Linked DNA regions of Homo sapiens: region 1 is linked to region 2. The links are chromatin contacts, found by Hi-C or POLR2A ChIA-PET in ENCODE. All regions are on one chromosome and are shown on one strand. Each heading gives the region's core, a stretch centred on a gene start or an enhancer-like site at or near the end of the contact. The rest is flanking DNA. Distances are from core to core; before and after follow the strand shown. Region 1 overlaps FNBP1L (formin binding protein 1 like). Region 2 holds the start of BCAR3 (BCAR3 adaptor protein, NSP family member).

What was found. A loop is a pair of places that touch in the nucleus more often than their neighbours do. ChIA-PET counts read pairs that join two places held with the same protein, here RNA polymerase II (POLR2A). Pooled maps may share reads with other maps.
Region 1: a loop to region 2 is called in a pooled map of heart left ventricle, with 2.0 times the contacts of the local background. The contact joins the enhancer-like site here to the promoter of BCAR3 in region 2. A Hi-C loop is called at or near these places in 2 of 168 maps with a recorded cell type or tissue (endothelial cell of umbilical vein and heart right ventricle) and 4 of 50 pooled maps. POLR2A ChIA-PET finds 5 or more read pairs at or near these places in 4 of 52 experiments (BJ, T-cell, activated B cell and 1 more).

The regions. Positions count from the first base shown.
Region 1 is chr1:93,552,204-93,556,224 of GRCh38, forward strand. It overlaps FNBP1L (formin binding protein 1 like), which reads left to right. Exons shown (of 17, transcript NM_001164473.3): 17 at 206-2,458. The coding sequence ends at 213. Among named protein-coding and RNA genes, the nearest start is that of BCAR3-AS1, 38 kb to the right of the region's middle. RefSeq lists a silencer at 469-763 and an enhancer at 811-1,339. Within about 2 kb of position 2,093, at least 9 of the 41 ENCODE cell types and tissues checked have a DNase peak (open chromatin) inside an H3K27ac peak, as active enhancers do; they include endothelial cell of umbilical vein, where a contact is called at or near this core.
Region 2 is chr1:93,680,076-93,684,288 of GRCh38, forward strand. It overlaps BCAR3 (BCAR3 adaptor protein, NSP family member), which reads right to left and starts at 1,762. Exons shown (of 12, transcript NM_003567.4): 1 at 1,523-1,762. RefSeq lists a silencer at 1,505-1,784.

The DNA.
Region 1 (4,021 bases), core at 843-3,342, 130 kb before region 2:
AGTCAGTGGTGTGGGGAAGTAAAGTGTGAAGAAGCAGTAAGATTGGTTTTTAATTTTGCCCATGTTTTAAATTTTCCTGGTGTTTTCGGTAGCTGACTATAAAATGATAGAGACATTTGGGACAGGCACTTTAAACTGAACACCCCTTTTGGTTTTACCAAAGGTCTTCAGTAATTGTTCTTTTCTTTTTCCTCCTGGACTGCAGGTTCCTGAAGAGGGTTTCTGAGGAAATGGGCAAGATGTTGAAGGAGGTTACATGCAGCTGCTTTTGGGGGAGGGTATTAGAGTTGTCAGGCTCAAAGAGAGTGAGAGAAGCAAGTTGCATGAGTGCATGCAGACATGATTTTTTTTTTACTAACTTCATTAGCATTTCCATACATTGTTTTTAAAAATCATAATACCAACCCTTAAGTTCCTAGTTCACAGTTATTCCCACAAAAGAAAAAGCCAACAATAGTGTACCATTTTTCTATTTATTTTATTGCTGTCTAATCAATAAAGAATGCAGAGCTGTCAAAAAATGTGTCTTACATTAGCTGTCCCAACAGGATTGTCTTCCCTCCCAGCTCTGTTTTAATTGGCTTTTAGACCCACTATCTGTCAGATCCTTGCCATCTGTCAGTGTCTGCCTGCGCCACCTCCGTGCTTGCTTAACATCCTGTTGCATGTCTAGCGTGATTGAGCTAGATTTTTCAGGCATGTCTTTAGATTCCCTTGTTCTTGTCAAAGCCTTGTTTTGTTTTACATTTGTAGTGCAAATCACTTTGTCAAACATCTCCAGCACTAATGTTTCCATCTTAGTATTTGTGCACACTGCTATAACTTCCCCACTGCAAACATTCCAGTTTTGGCATTACGAAGAAGTAGCTGTGAACCTGAAGTATTTATGATAAGAAAAAGAAAACATCTCTGCTGTAGCCTACAGCCCAGTTGAAAGAACTCTTTGAAACGTGATACATCTTCAGCACCTCAGTCTGGGAAGAATCTAGTCAGCACTGAAATCCTGGCATAATAAACACAGAAGATATTCACCACCTCAAGACAAAGGACTATTGTCAAAAGTCAGCTGCTTCCATTCAAATGCTGCCTTAAACTTGAGTGCCTAAATCTGTTGATTGCCAACACTACCACTACAGTATCCCACAAAGGGCTTTATGTGTCAGCTCAGTGCGACCTGCTTTAACTCTGCAGCACCGCTGCAGCTGCCGATGTAGCCTCGGTAGGTGGCTATTAGAGCTCTACCATATACAGTGGTGCATCTTCAAATTTATGCATCAAACTAAAGACATGTCCAAGTCCATTTTAATTTCCTCAGTGGTTTTATGAGAAGTTTTATGGGCCTCCCCCAATTGTCTTTTTATTTTGGGTTATGACGATCATGTTTGATAATTACAATGATAGTCTCTTTCCACGTGATGCTTTTGTTTGAACCTGATAAAATTTAGTGAAACTTTGTAATGATCTATGTGCACTTTTACTTGTAAAATGGAATTTCTGTATGTTTATACTTGTAAATATGATTGTTGTTAGTGCTCCTGTTGCTCATGGTGTCCTGCCTCGCATTTGTGATTCTGTTAATGACATGTATCTTAACTAATTTCTTAGTGGTGTTGTAATAGGGAGATGGGGCAGGTGGGGGGTTATTTGTACCACTGAATCTTCATTAATTTGGTTCTTTACTGTTTTGAGGGGAGAAAGAACGTGAAATGGTTTGTGTATTATTGAATTTTAAGCAATATTTTAGAAGCTGTGTGACTGCTTTAATAACTTTTTCCCAGTGTTATTTGAATCATACTACCCGTTATACTAAAGCTGAATGACAATTGTGTGAAAGTTACTGCCTTCATAAGATCAAGTCACCACTGTTACACAGCTGACATATAGTGTATTACCTTTGCAGCTAGTAAACTATAAAGTTTAGATATTGAATCTCGTTACAGGGTTATTTATATAATGTGACATTATTCAGTACTGACAGACTACATGAAGTAGTTTTAAAATCTAGTGCTATTTTTATTTTAAAGGTTAGCAATGAGGAGGAAATGTGATCTGGCTGTGTTTGTCTTCTGTACAAAGCCTGAAGTGCTTATGGTTTTTTGGCTAACAGCCACAGAGGGCAAAGTTTAAGACTTTCTTGTAAGGACTAACTGTTCTTTTCAAGCTACTGTTTGTTTTTCTAAAAGCAGGATTTGCTTCCGTAGGAGGCAAGTTCCTTGATGTGGAATAGTGCAACCTGTATATGGGTTATTATAATAGGAAAGACATTTGTACTTGCACAGTTTAAATCATTCTTAAATTTTGAACATGTGAATTGTCCCAAAAAATCTTTAATTTTTTGGTAATTTTTACTCTTTTTGTGCACATGTTGATTTCTTAATGGTAAATCCTTCATTTAAAGATAGTGTTCTCTGTTGAGAATATTTACATGGAATAAAACAATCTTTTCATGGCCTGTTAAGGTGTTTAGTGTGTGATCTTTCATTGCTATGTGAATCAGAGATGTGATGATTTTGTTCTTGAATGTGCCAAGTCTCAGATAATACAGAGTAGATGACAAATTCCATAAGTGGGACAAGTTTTTTTTGTTTTTTGCAAAGCAGTTTTGGAAATTGTATTCTAATTTTGGTTTCTCTAAGCTTTCCTAAAGGAAAAAAAAAGTTTGCTGTCTCTTTAGAGTGAATTTAAATTGCATGCAATAATTTGGATTTATCTTTCTTCTCCAGTAGCTGTGTTGCATAGACTTTCCTTTTACACCATCTGTCCACTGCAACCATACGAACTGTCCCTGTACCTCATAGCCCAATCTAGCCACTACACGCTGGACAGCATTTCCTGTGCTCCGGCTTGATTCCTAATCAGTTACAACACCCAAGTCTTCCTGGCATTTCAAAGCATGGAAAGAACATTTGCCATAATTAGTGACACATTATCTGTAACTTCAGGAAGTCTAATTTCAGAAGATTCACCTTTTAAAAAATGCAAATGTGAAACTATGACTGCAAACTTTTAGAAACTCAGAAAAGGGAATAAAATTCAGGGTAGATGCTGAACAATGAGAGGTTACGATTGTTGAGATGAAAATTTAGGGATCAATGCCAAGTTTGGAAGTAGGAACACACAAAACAATGAAAATAGCAGGAAAATAGTGTCAATTGTTAAAGCTTCAGATGGACAGAGGTTTGGGGTGGAGAGCTCAAAACAATGAAGAAAGCTTTTATTATCAAAACTAAGATCAGTGAAATCACTTCCTATTTGCGAGGGGAAGATAACGTCCTTGATAACAACAAATGAAAAGTCTCTCTAGTCTCATTGAAAAGGGTTTTATTTTGAAGAATGTACAGGTTAAGTATTCCTTATCTGAAATGCTGGGGACCAGAAATATTTCCGATTTTTTTTTTTTTAGATATTTGCATTACATACTTAACAGTTGAGCATCCTTAATCCCCAAATCCAAAATTCTCCAGTCAGCATTTCCTTTGAGCATCATGTCATTGCTCAAAAAGTTTCAGATTTTGGAGTTTTGAATTTGGGATACTCAACTTGTATTAGCTTAAGTAAAAAAAAAAAAAAAAAAAAGCTTAAGAAACAACCTATTTCAATGAGCTTATATACCTAGGATCAATGTATTCCTGAGTATAGTCACTGTCAGGAATTAGGGAAACTACAGAAAACATAAGATGCACCAAAAGATTGGGGAATTGGCAAACACACATTTTGAAGAGTAAATTCTGAGAAGTTGGACAACAACCCTTGAAAGTATTAGATGATGTTAGCTTTTAGGGGACAGTGTATTGGGCAACTGACTGAGGTTCCTAAGAATAAGCCATGTCAAAATAGCCTCATTTCTTTTGATACAAATGGGGGTAATTCTAAGACATAATTAGTGTCTTGCTTTCAACACAATTTCAGTTTGACAAGATTTCTCACTTGTTTTCTGTGAGTTGTGACAGCACTATTAGGGATATGGGAGCATTTGACGAACTGATTTGGTAAACCCAGAATCTCCATCCTGAGGAGTTTC
Region 2 (4,213 bases), core at 512-3,011:
TTGCTTGGGTTTAGGAATTAAGAGTATCTCTTTATTTTTGAAGTAAACTTATGAAGTCTAGCCAAATGATTCAAGTATGAATAATTCCTCCATGGATTGTATTTCAAGCAACACAGTACAGGATTTACCCGATAAGGTTCTTAAGATTAGCATCCATTTGACAAGCAGTTCTGCCTATATGAACAGGAGATTTAGACCTTGGTTAGTCATCCTGGAAATGCCAGCCTTCTCAGCAGCACTTTAGAGAAAGTTGGAGTTGGAGTGGTGTGGGATCCCCTGGCTTGGCAAGGTCTTTACGTTATCCTCAATACCCCCTGGCACGCCCGCAGACAAGCGCTTTGCCTGTGGGCTTCCCATTGTTACCCGGGTAGCCCCTTCCCACTTGGACCTGTGTTGAGCTGGGCCCCACCCCCAGCACTGAGGCCTCTCCCAGCCTCCAGGATCTCAACTCAGTCCCAGGCAACACAAGGGAGGCTATCAGCTCCCAAAATGACCTTCCCTCGGCCAGCGTACTTTCCTTGGGGAGGTCTGTGTAGCCTTGGGAGATAAAGTCAAGGTTTAAAACAATCTGAATGCACGGCTCTACTTTCCATCTCAGCTAACAGCTTTAAGCGAAAACAGATATGAGGTTAGGAAAATGGTTTTTCTCCTTTGCACCTTGCTTCAAGCGAGTTAACCCCAACCATGACCCGACCCGCCGCCCCACGGAACACGCCGCCTTGCCAGATGCTTCGGAGTCCGCTCAACCTCCTCCTCGACGAGTGTCTACACCTGATTACACCGTTTTAAAGCGGCGGCGCCCTCAGCGGCCTAAGTGGGTAAGGACAGTTGGGCTGTACGATCTATCGGAACCTCCTTCCCACCGTCCCTCCCTTCCTTTGCCTTCCCTCGCCTCTCCCCACCGCGACGCAGAGGGAGCAACACAACCAACTATTCATTCTTTCTCAACAAAGGGAGAGAGGGAGGGAGATGTTGTCAACAGTTACAGGGCAGGCTCCTTCGCTTTCTTTGCAAACTTCCCAAGAGATTACCGGAGAAACTCGCCTCCTCGGAGCCTTGGGCTTCCACCAGAGCGCTCTGGGCCCTCGCATCTGCCCGACCCCGGCCGGCTTCTGCGAAGAGGGGACGGGCGGGACAGGGCGGGGTGGCCGGCAGAGCAGCTCCGACGGGCAGGGGGTCGGGCGAGGCCAGCGCCCGGGAAGATGCCGCTCGAGTGCCACCGAGCAAGATGCCTGGCCGCCAATCGCTGAGCGCTCCCCGCCGTGGGCCACGTCTCGGGGAGTCCCAGCGCGCTCGGAGGGCCTGGAGAGCGCAAGCCCCAGCCCCACTTCAGTCACCCCCGCCCCCAACGCCAAATCCGCTGGCGGGGGTGGGTAGGGACCAACAAACGCCGGCTCTACTTTCCCCAGAGCCTAACTTTGTCCAACAAACTTCCTAGCGTGTCCTCACCGGGGTGGGGGAGGCCCAGGCGCCCCGGGAGGAACAGCACCCCGAGGACGCTGGGCGCGCGGCGGAGACTCACCTCCCGGCGCGGCGCTGGGCGCTCGGGCTCTCAGGATCTCTGGACCTCCGGCTGGGGCTCAAAGGCGCCGCGCGGCCGGCCTCGCACCGCCCGCGCCGCGGCTGCTCCCGGAGCTGGGGACGCTCATGGTCCGCGGGGCGTGCCCGCCGAGAATCCCGCGCGCGTCTAGCCGGTGCGCCCCGCAGCTCCGGCTCCGGTCCCGGCCCCGTCCCCCGCCCGGCCAGCAGCAGGCGCAGCTCTGAGCCGGCGGCGCGCACTCCGGCCCTCAACTGGTGATTTGCGGCTCCGCGGCCCCACCCCGGCGAGCCGATTCGCGCTGCCTTGCGGAACCCCCCGAGACATTTACATTCGGTGACCTAGCCAGGCCCTCCTCTGCCCGGATTTTAGAGTTTGGCTCTCTTCGTATCTCCCCAAGGAGCCAGTCCTCAAGTATAGCTCGATCACTTCCTTTCTGAAGCTCTCTCCAGAGACAGCCTCGTCGAATCCACTCCTTCCCCTTCCCCGCGTTATTTAATTACCCAACAGATCTGCTTTGCTCGTCTGCAGACACCTGGCTGGCTTTCAATGTGAAGGGCTTTGATGAGACAAAGCCCCAGGTAACCACAAATGAACCATCCACGGGAACAGGCAAATCAATTGCACTCGTATGGACGTATTGAAAGCAAAGTGCGAGTTGGCGGTGGCACTTCAGCACTAGATGATTTGGTGGGGTGAAAAATTGGAGCCCACTGGAAAAGACTTAACACTATCTTATATCAAGATCCATTATAAAGTCATAGAAATAGTAGAAGGATAGACAAACTGACCAATGGAATAAAGTCCAAAAACAGATTTACAATATGTGGTCACTTGATTTATGTCAGGTGCTGCTGTGCTGTATTGGGGGTCAGATTAGCTCTCTCTTTCCAGTAAATGATGCTGGATCAACTGAATCCCCCCATCCCCAGTCAATTCCAGATGGAATTTTTCTTTTCGAGACAGAGTTTCGGTCTTGTTGCCCAAGCTGTTGTGCAACGGCATGATCTTGGCTCACTGCAACCTCCGCCTCCCGGGTTCAAGCAATTATCTTGCCTCAGCTTCCCAAGTAGCTGGGATTACAGGCGCACGCCACTATGCCCGGCTAATTTTTGTATTTTTAGTAGAGACGGGTTCACCATTTTGGTCAGGCTGGTCTCGAACTCCTGACCTCAGGTGATCCACCCACCTCGGCCTCCCAAAGTGCTGGGATTACAGGTGTGAGCCACCGCGCCCGGCCTCCAGATGGATTTTAAAGGTAAAAAGTAAACCAATAACACGATCCAAAGAAAATGTCCAAAAAAATCTTCATTACCTTGGGGTAGACAAAGACGATGTCTTAAACACATGTAGTACTAATATAAAGAAAAAAAACTCATCATTGGACAAGATTAAAATTAAGAGCTTCTGTTCATGAAAAGACACCACGAGTGAAAAGGCAAACCGCAGAGTGAGAAAACATAATTGCAACACATACATCCAAAAAAGGTTTGTTTACAGATATATAAAGAACACCTACGGATCAGCCAGAATAAGGCAGAAAATCCAATTAAAAACAGGCAGAATATTTCAACTGTCCTCAAGAGAGGACAAACAGGCATTTCTCAAAAAAGCCAATAAACATATGGAAAATATCTCAATTTATTAACCATCCCAAAAATGCAAATTGATATTTCAATGTGATCTAACTTCATACCACCCAGAATGACTAAAATTAAAGGGCCTGACCATACTGCTCGTCAAAATGAACTTTTTACAACCACTTTAAAAACCTGCTTGGCATTATCTAGAAAAGCTAAATTAACATGTATCCTATGACCCAGCAATTCCACCCCTAAGTGTGCACCCAACAGAGATGTATACACATATTCACCAAAAGATGTTGAAAAATGTTTATAATGTATCTCTTTATGACGGCCAAAAAGAAAACAACCCAAATGTCCATCAGCAGAAGAGAGATAAACTGTGTAACATACAACATAGTAATAAGAATGCATGAACTCATTTACACTCAACAAGATGAGTGAATCTTACAAATAGGATATTGAGTGAAAGAAGCTGGCCGCAAATGGGTACATACTATATGATTCCATTTACATAAACTTCAAAAATAGTCAAAGCATATCTGTGATGTTAAAAGTGAAGACAGTGGTTATATTGAGCTGTGGATTATGACAGAAAGGGATCCCAGAGGTGACTTCTGCATGCTGATAATATTCTATTTATTAATCCATGTCATTTTATAAAAATCACCTGTCCTTCAGTTTATAAAAATCAATTGATTTGTGCATGACTCTGCTTGTATGTTTTACTCCAAAGAAATTTTTTTTAATTGTACTGTATTGGGTGTACCATTTTAATCCCTCTTAGAAACAGTTGTTGGTAAGTCTACAAGATTCTAAGTGCAGCATCCTTTAGAATGAGTACCTTTCGCTTATGAGTGTTTTTGTGGGTTAGTCTTTATCCTTCCTACTTCATTAGAAGCATGAATATTTGATTTTTGTTGTATTTTCCCCCAAGTGTTTAGTGCAGTGAATGTCAAACAGACCAGCTAGTATATTTCTAAATCGAAGTATCCGAAATTCATTTACTGATTTTCTGTTGCTCTGAGGTGTCACTGAGAACAGTGGAAAAACATTAGTTTTTCTTGATTTTCAAAGTTCCCTGAGTACCTAC